3 separate regions of the Homo sapiens genome follow, and regions 1 and 3 are each linked to region 2. A link is a contact called in ENCODE Hi-C or POLR2A ChIA-PET data. All regions are on one chromosome and are shown on one strand. The core of a region is the stretch at or near the end of the contact, and the rest is flanking DNA. Distances in the headings are between cores, read along the strand shown. Region 1 holds the start of MAP3K21 (mitogen-activated protein kinase kinase kinase 21). Region 2 holds the start of KCNK1 (potassium two pore domain channel subfamily K member 1). Region 3 overlaps SLC35F3 (solute carrier family 35 member F3).

Evidence for each region. Hi-C counts contacts between places; a loop is a spot of excess contacts on that map. ChIA-PET counts read pairs that join two places held with the same protein, here RNA polymerase II (POLR2A). Pooled maps may share reads with other maps.
Region 1: a loop to region 2 is called in a pooled map, with 4 times the contacts of the local background. The contact joins the promoter of MAP3K21 here to the promoter of KCNK1 in region 2. A Hi-C loop is called at or near these places in 1 of 37 single-sample maps with no recorded cell type and 3 of 50 pooled maps. POLR2A ChIA-PET finds 5 or more read pairs at or near these places in 3 of 52 experiments (A549, MCF 10A and activated CD4-positive, alpha-beta T cell).
Region 3: a map of PC-3 shows a loop between it and region 2 (5-fold over the local background). The contact joins the enhancer-like site here to the promoter of KCNK1 in region 2. A Hi-C loop is called at or near these places in 3 of 168 maps with a recorded cell type or tissue (PC-3, PC-9 and mammary epithelial cell), 2 of 37 single-sample maps with no recorded cell type and 5 of 50 pooled maps. POLR2A ChIA-PET finds 5 or more read pairs at or near these places in 1 of 52 experiments (activated T-cell).

What each region holds. Positions count from the first base shown.
Region 1 is chr1:233,325,543-233,329,570 of GRCh38, forward strand. It overlaps MAP3K21 (mitogen-activated protein kinase kinase kinase 21), which reads left to right and starts at 2,182. Exons shown (of 10, transcript NM_032435.3): 1 at 2,182-3,291. The coding sequence starts at 2,487. It also overlaps a transcript of PCNX2 not described here. RefSeq lists silencers at 1,696-1,995, 2,186-2,485, 2,285-2,436, 2,626-2,825.
Region 2 is chr1:233,611,882-233,615,586 of GRCh38, forward strand. KCNK1 (potassium two pore domain channel subfamily K member 1) reads left to right here and starts at 2,225. Exons shown (of 3, transcript NM_002245.4): 1 at 2,225-2,645. The coding sequence starts at 2,291. RefSeq lists enhancers at 1,351-2,003, 3,192-3,251 and silencers at 1,792-1,891, 2,252-2,321, 2,662-2,721.
Region 3 is chr1:234,060,991-234,064,584 of GRCh38, forward strand. The region is part of intron 2 of SLC35F3 (solute carrier family 35 member F3); the gene reads left to right. Among named protein-coding and RNA genes, the nearest start is that of SLC35F3, 160 kb to the left of the region's middle. Within about 2 kb of position 1,306, at least 3 of the 41 ENCODE cell types and tissues checked have a DNase peak (open chromatin) inside an H3K27ac peak, as active enhancers do; they include PC-3, PC-9 and mammary epithelial cell, where a contact is called at or near this core.

The DNA of each region.
Region 1 (4,028 bases), core at 932-3,431, 290 kb before region 2:
GTGGGCACCTGTAGTCCCAGCTACTCGGGAGGCTGAGGCAGGAGAATGCCGCGAACCCAGGAGGCGGAGCTTGCATGAGCCGAGAAGTGGAGACTGAGAATGTGACTGAATTGCTACAATCTCATGATCAAACTTGAACAGATGAGGAGCGGAGTTGCTTCTTATGGAGAGGCAAAAAAAGTAGTTTCTTGAGATGGAATCTACTCCCAGAGGAGATGCTATGAACATTTTGAAACGACAAAAAGGATTTTGAATATCACAAACTCGGTTGGTAAAATAGCAGCAGGGTGGGAGAAGGATCACTCCAATTTTGAAAGTAGTTCTATTGTTGTTAAAATGGTATCAAACAGCTTCCCATGCTACAGAGAAGTCTTTCGTGAAAGGTAAAGTCAATCCATGTGACAAACTTCATAGTTGCCTTAAGAATTTGCCATAGCCACTCCAACTTTTAGCAACCACTGCCTTGATCAGTCAGCAGCTATCAACATAGAGGCAAGACCTCTGCCAGCTAAAAGATTATGACTTGCTGAAGGTTCAGATGATCATTAGCACATTTTACCTATAAAGTACTTAAAATTAAGGTATAAACATTCTTTAGACACAATGCTATTGCACACTTTATACGCTACAGTATACTGGAAACATAACTTGTATATATATGCACTGGGAAATCAAAAAATTCATGTCACTTGCTTTATTGCAGTGATCTGGAACCATGCTTGCAGTATCTCCAAAGTATGCCCATACTTTAAATAGTTAGATTACTTATAATACCTAATATAATGTAAATGCTCTGTAAATAGTTGTTATGCTGTATTTTATTTGTATTATTTGTATTGTTATTTTTTGGGTTTTTAAAAAACATTTTTGACCAGCTGTTGGTTGATTCTGTGGATGCAGAAGACCCACTGTAAAACTATTAACTCATTTAGTCTTCCTAAAAACCCTATAAAGTAGGTACTATTTATTATATTCCCATTTTATAGATGAGAAAACTGAGTCATAGAGAAATAAAGAAACTTGCTCAAGGTCACACAGCCAATAAATAGTTTGATCTGAGAGACAAAGAAAACTGAAAAGACAATAAATTTATCTTTATGTAACTCAGAATGTTACTGTATGTCCTATCCTCATAATATCTAAAATTGTCCCTTCTGTTATTGGAAGTACAGGATCCACACGTTAGGAAATTCTGGCCTACTACAGGATAATCTAATATTTTAGAATTTTAATAACTAAGCTCTTCTATCTTTTTAGCCTCATCACCTGCCACAGTAACCTACCAACGTCTGGCACCCAGCCATTGCCAATGCTTCCTAAACCCAAACCTGTGGGTTTCCAGGGAGACTGGGGCATTTTCCATCTGAGTAGACAGTAAAAATAAGCAAAGGATTTACCATCATGGAGCTTCTGGGACTATACCGACCACGGGTCACTCTGCGCTGCGATCTGTAACCTAGTCAGTTCTGAGATGCACGGTGGCTCAAACGCACTTAGCATGGTGACTTGCCACTCGCACTGGCCCAGGTCTGGCACCGCGCTACAATTTCTTCTGTAGCCCGTTCTGAGATTCTGTCACTCTCCCTGAACTGCAACTCTCTCTCTCCCCGCCACACCCTAAAGCCCCACATCTTCTCAACCCTCTCCCACCGCTTCTTGGAGAAGCGTCCCCTCCCTCAGTCTTACCTTTGGCTTAATTTAAACTCTCCCGAAAATTTATAGCGGATGACGGCCGATCCCGCCTCCCAGACCATGTGGGCGCGGCTCACCATTGCTCCGGAGCACCTGCGGCGGGGGCGGGGTGGGACCAGCCAGGCGGGCCCAGGGGGCGGGCCCGGCCCAAGGTGGTGGGGGACGGGCCCGGGCGCCAGGGGCGGGACGAGGCTCTGGGGACTGGCACAGAAAAGGGAAGTGAACCTGGCGAGGGCGGGGCGGGATGGTGCAGTTGGTGGGGAAGGGTGGGGCGAACCTAGGAAGGCGGTCCCATAGGGCGGGCGCAGACTGGGCGCCCGGGACGGGTCAAGGAGGGCGGAATGAACCTGGAGAGGGCGGGGCGGCTGGGGGAGGGGCGGGAAGGCCCTGGGGACTGGCCTAGGGGCGGGCCCGGGGGGGTGGGGGGGCGGTGCGGAATGGAGCCGGAGGGGGCGGGGCGGCCCTGGCGCGGCTAGGGTGGGGTGGGGCGTCCCAGGCTCTGGCTAAGGAGCGCGCGGCGGGCGGGCCGGCCGCAGGGCCTGGGCACGACCATGGTGGGACGTCGCCCGCGGCTTCGGGGACCGCTGCGGCAGCAGAGGCGGCTGGCCAGGAACGCGGGCCGAGGCTGGACCCTTTGGGCAGCTAGCCCGTGATCTCTGCCGTCACCGATCGCGATTCCTACCCCCTCGCCTTCCCCCGGCGCCGACGGCCACACCGCCGGACGATGCGCGCCCGCGGCCGCCCGGGAGGCTGAGCCCAGCTTCCCGCTCCGCCTTCCCCGCGCAGCTGCCCCCATGGCTTTGCGGGGCGCCGCGGGAGCGACCGACACCCCGGTGTCCTCGGCCGGGGGAGCCCCCGGCGGCTCAGCGTCCTCGTCGTCCACCTCCTCGGGCGGCTCGGCCTCGGCGGGCGCGGGGCTGTGGGCCGCGCTCTATGACTACGAGGCTCGCGGCGAGGACGAGCTGAGCCTGCGGCGCGGCCAGCTGGTGGAGGTGCTGTCGCAGGACGCCGCCGTGTCGGGCGACGAGGGCTGGTGGGCAGGCCAGGTGCAGCGGCGCCTCGGCATCTTCCCCGCCAACTACGTGGCTCCCTGCCGCCCGGCCGCCAGCCCCGCGCCGCCGCCCTCGCGGCCCAGCTCCCCGGTACACGTCGCCTTCGAGCGGCTGGAGCTGAAGGAGCTCATCGGCGCTGGGGGCTTCGGGCAGGTGTACCGCGCCACCTGGCAGGGCCAGGAGGTGGCCGTGAAGGCGGCGCGCCAGGACCCGGAGCAGGACGCGGCGGCGGCTGCCGAGAGCGTGCGGCGCGAGGCTCGGCTCTTCGCCATGCTGCGGCACCCCAACATCATCGAGCTGCGCGGCGTGTGCCTGCAGCAGCCGCACCTCTGCCTGGTGCTGGAGTTCGCCCGCGGCGGAGCGCTCAACCGAGCGCTGGCCGCTGCCAACGCCGCCCCGGACCCGCGCGCGCCCGGCCCCCGCCGCGCGCGCCGCATCCCTCCGCACGTGCTGGTCAACTGGGCCGTGCAGATAGCGCGGGGCATGCTCTACCTGCATGAGGAGGCCTTCGTGCCCATCCTGCACCGGGACCTCAAGTCCAGCAACAGTAAGTGGGGCCAGAGGGAGGTGGGGGAAGACTACCTCCGTGCCAGCCCAGGCGGGCTCCACAGGACATAGTACCAGATGGAAAGAGGTGGGAGTCAGCCTTAGGGCGCCAGCAGCAACTCATGCCCAGGCCTTCAGGGCTCGGAAGTCCAGCTAGTCCTTGGTTACTTGCTTTGGGGCTGGTGACACGCTTAACCTTGACTTGCCTTTGGGTGCTTTTTAAAAAAGTTCAGACCAGACTTGCTTGTAGAGGAAACATTTGTAAAATACCTGGATCTCCTAGAAACCTCAGGGGGCAGTCTGGCCTTTCAATACCAGAGGTGATTCATCTGGGTAGGACTTTGCAAACCGAGGCCTTCTGCAGATTATATGGAACCCATGACCGTCTTCACCCGGTGGCCTTCATCAAAGTCCCCGAATGCACTCGGGGACGTCAACTTTACAAGTGCTGTATTGAGGTTGCTGTTTGCCTATTCAAAATATGACTTCATGTCTCTTACCTTTTCCAAAGACTGTTTTCATTCAAATGTCTCTCTATGGGCCAGGCGCGGTGGCTCATACCTGTAATCCCAGCACTTTGGGAGGCCGAGGTGGGCGGATCACCTGAGGTTACGAGTTTGAGACCAGCCTGGCCAACATGGCGAAACCCTGTCGCTACTAAAAATACAAAAATTAGCCCGGCGTAGTGGCAGGCGCCTGTAATCCCAGCTACTCGGGAGGCGGAGGCATGAGAATCAC
Region 2 (3,705 bases), core at 975-3,474:
CAAAGGGTTGTATGTCTTGGGAAGAGGAACTCACATCCTGTTGGGGAATCACAGGTTTCATGAGTGAGCCAGGTCCTGAAGGATATAAACTGTGTTACAGATGGAGATGGAGGAGGAACTGTCCAAGCAGAAGGAATCAGGTGAGCAGAGACATAGGGAGAAAAATGATCATGACAGGCAGGAGGAGAATTCTGAGGGTCTGCTACGGCCGGGGGTAGCCTCATGAATGAAGAGGTCTCTGAACAGGGCAAATAGGCAAAGATCAAGGATAGGATAGGGCAAGCAAGGGTTACAGAGCAGGACAGGGAAGGACATTGTAGGATGGAGACTTGAGGGAGAAGGAGGAATTCAAGTTCTAAAAGAGTAGGGCACTTGCTGATGGGGAAGGGTTCCCAGAGGCGGAAGGACTGAGAGTGGTAAGTGCTTCCTTTCACCTTGAAAATAAGGAGGTACATTTTTTCCTTAGGGGTAAGAGCAAAGGGAAGAAATGGATTACCGATGAGTAAATTTTGAAGTACAGAGAAGTAAAGTGGAGGGCTGGCTTCAATCTTTTGAGTAACGTAGGAGGTAAGGCTATTGACTAAAAGTGAAAAATCACTGATATATATGTTAGACATTTGCACAAGTTTCTATGAAAATACAAAATATGACTTGTTTAGAGAACTTCAGTAAAGTAGGCAAATGTTCAGCTAGGTGTTGGAATGATTAATTGTACAATTCAGTTTTGTGTATTTTAAATGTTTTTCCTGATTACAAAAATAATATATATCCACTGTAGAAAATTTGAAAAATATTAAAAGGTACAAGAAAGGAAAGTCATCTATATACTCTACTATTACCCAAAGACAACTGCAAGGAGATAGTTTTATTCCTATGCAGTTGATTAATAATGCAGATGTCATTTTATTTTGTAACAAAATACAAATATTTTACATATTTGAGATTCTACACAGTTTTGCTTCAATAGTCTTTAGACACAACTTTAATGTGTTTAATGTCTATATGGTGTCCATGCTGTAGAGATGCCATAACTTATTTAACCATTCTCTATTTTGGAATATTTAGATTGTTCTGAGTCTTCATTATTTCATCTATACCGTGTGTGTGTGTGTGTGTGTGTGTGTGTCCCACATGTGTATGCACTATATTATACAACTACATGTATGTATATATAGATACCGTCTATGACCAGTCTTTGTAAGTAAGTGCCTCTCTGATTGTTTTTTCTTAGGACATATCACTGAATCAGAACAAATAAACCCTTTCAAGGTTCTTGAGACGTGTCGCTAAATTGCCTTTCCAGAAAGGGTGTACCAATTTTTATTTTCATCCACAAGCAGGCGGCTCGCTGACCCTCGCCCACATTTTTGTCACTTTAAAAAGAAGTGACAGTTGGGAAAGCTCAGTTTCTTCTGGCAGTTGACACATTTGGGATGTTTTTTCACCAAAAAACCTAAGGTCATGTTTTAGAAAATTCGAACTCAGAAATAGGACTTCTCTGAGACTCTCCTTTTCCCTCAAGTCCTTTTTGTGAGGGGGATGGGTGGGAGAGAGGAGACTGATTCAAGGAGCCTTCCAACTCTGATGTTCTGGTATTTTCACCGTCATTACTGGCACCAGATTGCTCAATCCTTCGACCAATAAGACAAAGAAGGAAAGTACTTCAGCGCTTGCTGTTTTGTAATACTGGCTTTGATTGGGAGAAAATAAGTGGGAAACAAGAGTAGCTTGGACAGGGGGCTTGGACGGCCAGCGCATTGACCAGAAGCGGCCCACACTACACGCGCGCGAACACACACACACACACACGCACACGCCGCGCGCGGTCAGCTAGAGTTTGGCTACTGGACCCAGGAAGGGAGGGAGCGGGAGGAGCTGGTGGCTGTCGGGTCGGGGTCTGGGCGCCACCGAGCGCCCGCCCCACCTCTGGAGTGCGCAGAAGGCGGTGCGTCCCGGGCCCCGGCAGCCCAGCCCAGGCGCTCTGGCCAAGTTTGCGCGCGGTCTCCGCTGACTCTCGGGTTACCTGAGCCGGCAACCACGTCAGCGCCACATCATCTGGGCTTTTTATATTGCAAGGAAACAGGAAAAGAAGGAAGAAAAACATCGCCCGAGAGAGCCAATCGCAGGAAGACGGCGCTGCCCGGAGGAGCGGGGCGGGCGGGCGCGCGGGGGAGCGGGCGGCGGGCGGGAGCCAGGCCCGGGCGGGGGCGGGGGCGGCGGGGCCAGAAGAGGCGGCGGGCCGCGCTCCGGCCGGTCTGCGGCGTTGGCCTTGGCGGCGGCGGTGGAGAAGATGCTGCAGTCCCTGGCCGGCAGCTCGTGCGTGCGCCTGGTGGAGCGGCACCGCTCGGCCTGGTGCTTCGGCTTCCTGGTGCTGGGCTACTTGCTCTACCTGGTCTTCGGCGCAGTGGTCTTCTCCTCGGTGGAGCTGCCCTATGAGGACCTGCTGCGCCAGGAGCTGCGCAAGCTGAAGCGACGCTTCTTGGAGGAGCACGAGTGCCTGTCTGAGCAGCAGCTGGAGCAGTTCCTGGGCCGGGTGCTGGAGGCCAGCAACTACGGCGTGTCGGTGCTCAGCAACGCCTCGGGCAACTGGAACTGGGACTTCACCTCCGCGCTCTTCTTCGCCAGCACCGTGCTCTCCACCACAGGTAGGGTATCCTGCGCGCCCCCTGGCCGCCCCGGCCACCTCGCCCACAACCCACACACCCCGGCCCCGGCGCCCCGGGCCCCTCTAACCCTCCCACCCCACCCCCCACCTTTCGCCATCCCGGCTCCTCCAGCCCGCCTCCCCTCACTGTCCTCCCGACCCTCCGACCTTCCCCTTACTGGCGTCCCCGGCCTCTGCCTGGGTGACTCGGGAGGGCAAGCCCTGCGGAGCCGGAAGCCAGAGAGGTGACTCCAGACGTGACTTGGTTGTTGCCGTCCGTAACTCTGGGGAAGTGGTCCCTAACTTCGGCCTGGGTGGCTGCAGGTGCTTCCTCCCCTTGAGTTCTTTTTTCGCAACCCACTAAGCCAAACTGTCGGGTTTGAATGTGTAGCAGCACCTGGCCGCCGTGCGGCAAGGCAGCGGGATGATGGAAACTCACCACCTTCCTCCCGCACCCATCCCAGAGGCCGAGGCTGCAGTCTGGTAATAATACCTTCTAAAGGGTCACCTTCCGGAGTGTGCCGTCCCTTTGGACCATGCACAGATATTCCAGCTCTTTTGTACCTTGGAGGCAGTTTTGGGGGTAGCCGAGTGACATCACTCTGCTCTTCCCAGGTGACCTCTGGGCGGACAGGCCGATCCGGTTTCTTTTCAGAGTAGGAGGAAGGGTGAGGGAGAGTAAAGGAACCATAGGATTGCCTAAGATCTGACTTAATTGGGGCACCCTGATTCAGCAGTTCCTTCAACTTGAGGTGTGCGAGGCTCCCCATAAACTTCGAAGCGCCACGTCCCCGTACGACTCACCCGCGGGGCGCCCGGCCATGGAGGAGCCTCCTCAGGTGAAAGATGAGGCCGGGCGCATGCCCCAGGGCTCGGTCACTGTGCCAGATCAGATGAATGAAGGCCGAATTTCCCCAGCCGGACCTAGTAAGGCACATACCCAGAGTGGAGATATCAATTGGTATTTGGACAGTGGGAGGAATCTGAAAGAGCGTTCAGCACAGTCCCTTCTTTTGATCTATGAGATCCAATCTTTGAAATAATCCATCTCGTCATGCACA
Region 3 (3,594 bases), core at 56-2,555, 450 kb after region 2:
TAAGGGAAAAGAAATATGCATCTATACTGTCCTTTATAATTACATAATTACTTTTAATGGCTTTTTGTGTGCATGTATTTTTGTGTAAACTCAAATTACTCTCTAGACTTACTTGCTTTCAGCCTGAAGAATTTATTTTAGTACTTCTCGTAAGTCTTGTCTTCTAGCAACAAATTCTCAGTTTTTGTTTATCTCAAGGCGTCTTTTCTTTTCTTTTTTGTCATGATTTTTTTAATGATACCTTAACTAGTTGTAGGATTCTCTGTTGACAGGTTTTTTTAAATATGTTATCACACTGCCCTTTGGCTACTGTTGTTTCTATTGAGAAGTCAGCTGTTAATCTTATTGAGATTCTCTTTTAAATGATAAGCCAGTTTTCTCTTTCTGCTTTCAAAACTTTCTCTGTCTTAAGATTTTAGAATTTTACTGTCACGTGTCTGTGACTCTCTTTTTGGTTGTTCTACTTGACGTTTGTTGAGTTTTCTGCATGTGTAGATCACTGTTTTTTACAAAATTTGGAAAATTTTTAAGCCATTATTTCTCCAAATATTTTTTTCTGCTCTTTTCTCTCTTCTTTTGGTTTGCCCATTATGTATATATTGGTAATTGGTGTGCTTAGTGTCACAACTTTTCTGAGTCTCTGCTAATTTTTTTTATTCTTTTGTTTCTCTGTTCTTCAGGTTACATAATCTTTGTCAATCTATCCCCAAGTCTGCTAATTTTTCTTCTGCCAGTTTAAATCCACTGTTGAGTCCCTCTACTAAATTTTTCTTTTAGTTGTTATACTTTTCAACTCCAGAATTTACGTTTGGCTTTTTAAAAAAATAATATTTGTCTCTTTAGTGGTACTCTATTAGGTGCAACATTGTCATCATATCTTTATCTTTTAAAACATGGTTTCTTTTCGTTTTTTTGAAAATATTTATAACAGTTACTTGAAACTTTGCCTTTTAAATATGACATCTGGTCACTCTCACAGTCAGTTTCTGTTGTCTATTTTTTGGAGGTATGGGTCACAATTTCCTGTTTCTTATATGTCTCACAATATTTTTTGTTGGATACTAGACAAAAATGTTACCTAAAACCCCACTGTAGAGAACATACTGTTGTAACTCTGAGTACTTCTCCCCATCCCTAGGACTTGGAATTGCTCTTTGCTTACTGACAACTTTTGTTACTGTCTGGATCATTTAGTGAGGTTTATTTTCCTCTTGTTCTTTCTCGTTATAGCTCCATTGCCTGAAGTTTCTGATGTTATTCTTTGGTGGTAAGGCCTTGGGTATACCCTGAGTCACCCTAGGATGACAGTGGTGTTGGCAAAGCTATCTTTGACTTTTTCTTTCCCTGGTCACACCTAGTTATTAAACTCCACTACGCACAAACTGGTTATGTCCTGGGGGCATAAATTGTTCTACAGACTATTCAATCTATTGTGGCTCTTTTGAATAGTTTTCAGGTCAATGTTTGAGATTCATGTGGAACCCCGGAGGGCTCCTCCCAGCTGTCTCCTTCCTTGGACCTCTCTGACAAACTAGTAAGCCTAAAGTTGTCTTTTACCACAATATCAGCTGGTTTTGATTGTGCCCTTAGGCCTGAACTTTTCCTGGCTCTGTTGCAAATGAAGTCAATTTCTTTAGGAAATAATTAAGAGATTTCTGTTTTCTGTTCTTTTCTTTCATCCATGAGCAAAATCTTTTTTTTTTTTTTGAGACGGAGCCTTGCTCTGTCGCCCAGGCTGGAGTACAGTGGCGCAATCTCCTTTCCCTGCAAGCTCTGCCCCCTGGGTTCATGCCATTCTCCTGCCTCAGTCTCCCTGAGTAGCTGGGACTACAGGTGCCCACCACGCCTGGCTAATTTTTTTTTTTTTTTTTTGTATTTTTAGTAGAGACGTGGTTTCACCGTGTTCACCGGGATGGTCTCGAACTCCTGACCTTGTGATCCGCCCGCCTCGGCCTCCCAAAGTGCTGGGATTACAGGTGTGAGCCACCATGCCCGGCCTAGCAAAATCTCTTAATCAAGGTTCTGTGTGTGGAGAAAATGACATGCTTCTCTCTGAGTTTAACCCCCACTTCAGGATCTGAGCAAGAGCAAGCACCATCAGGGTCCTAGGATTCCTATTAGTGTCCTGCCCAAAGTAGAGCCTCCGTCCTGTTCCCGGACCAAATTGAGGGTTGGGCTGCTCTTTCTCATGGCCCAGTGAGGAGTTACAGATGAACTGGGGAGGAAGAGAGCTTTTATTTCTGCAACCAGTTACAGAAGGCCTGGAAATTATCACCAGACCAACTCAAAATTACAAAAATTTCCAGAGCTTATATACCTTCTAAGCTATATGTCTATGTGTAAGTGTGAATGCATCTAAAGACATAAGTGATTAACTTCTTTTAATCTATAACTAAGGTCTGAGTCCTGAAGACCTTCCTCTGGAGCCTCAGTAAATTTACTTAATCTAAATGGGTACAGGTGCTGGGGTGATTACCCCTATCTTGTCTCCTGCTAAACTACAGAGGTTTGGGGAGTTCCTTCAGACCTCCAATAAGCTTGTTTATGGAGGCCTGGGGAGTTTCTTCAGATCCCCCCAATAAAACTTGTTTAATCCTAAATGGGTCCTGTTAACAATTCCTTTGTTATTTTGTCATGTTTTAAGGCCTAGGAAAGACCTAGGCAAAACTCTTGGTGGGCTTTTGTCATATTTCAGCCTTGGTATAAGGGCACTGGCTTTTGTTTAGCTTTTAATATTTAACTTAACCACTCAGTCAATACTGAAACAGTTGTTATGGAGGCCTGAATTACTGAGACCCAGCCTGCCACAATCCCAGCATGGAGGACTAGGCAGAAAAAGGGAGCATCCACTTTTTGGCATTCACCTAGAACTTGGCCTCATCAACAGGTAGCTAGGAACGATCTGAGACCTGCCAATGGCCGCTTCTTCTGTGAAGATAGTCCTACATGTGGGATCTGAGGGTCCAGATAGTCCTGTATTGTTAACTGCACCTGGAATGAAATCTCCATCTCACTGAACTGTTTGTTTTTATAATTTCACCATTTTCACTGGGAAGCATGTCTGTGGAGCCCCTCCTGGTGTCATGCTGGAAGTAGATATCTAAACATTTGGATTTTTTGGTGGGGGGGACTGTTTCCTTTGTCTGTTTTATACTTTTGCTTTCATAGCCCTAGATCCCCTCCATTGCCTTGTGATCCTTGATCACATCTGAGAAAGGACTGTGTGTTTCCCTTGAATTTATTTTTCTGTTTTCCAGCTATGTGTCTTGCGTGTGATCCTTTTGACTGGGAAATGGGCTGCTAGGCTTTTGATCTCCAAATGTTAGAATAAGAAGGACTTTATTCTATGGTTAATTTAATATTTAAGAGACCAAAATATATCTTATTATAATTTTCATTTATTTATCAGGGTTATAGAAAATTCCTCTAAAACCTTTTACCATTCTTTTTAGGATTCAGTGGAGTCACCAGAATTCCACTCCAACTCTGTAAGCAAGATGTTTTCCTAGATGTTTTCCTCCAGCAGGTTTCGGCTGTCACATAACACAACTGGAGATGCTACCCCCAGGGTCCTGTGGCTCACCCTGACACAAT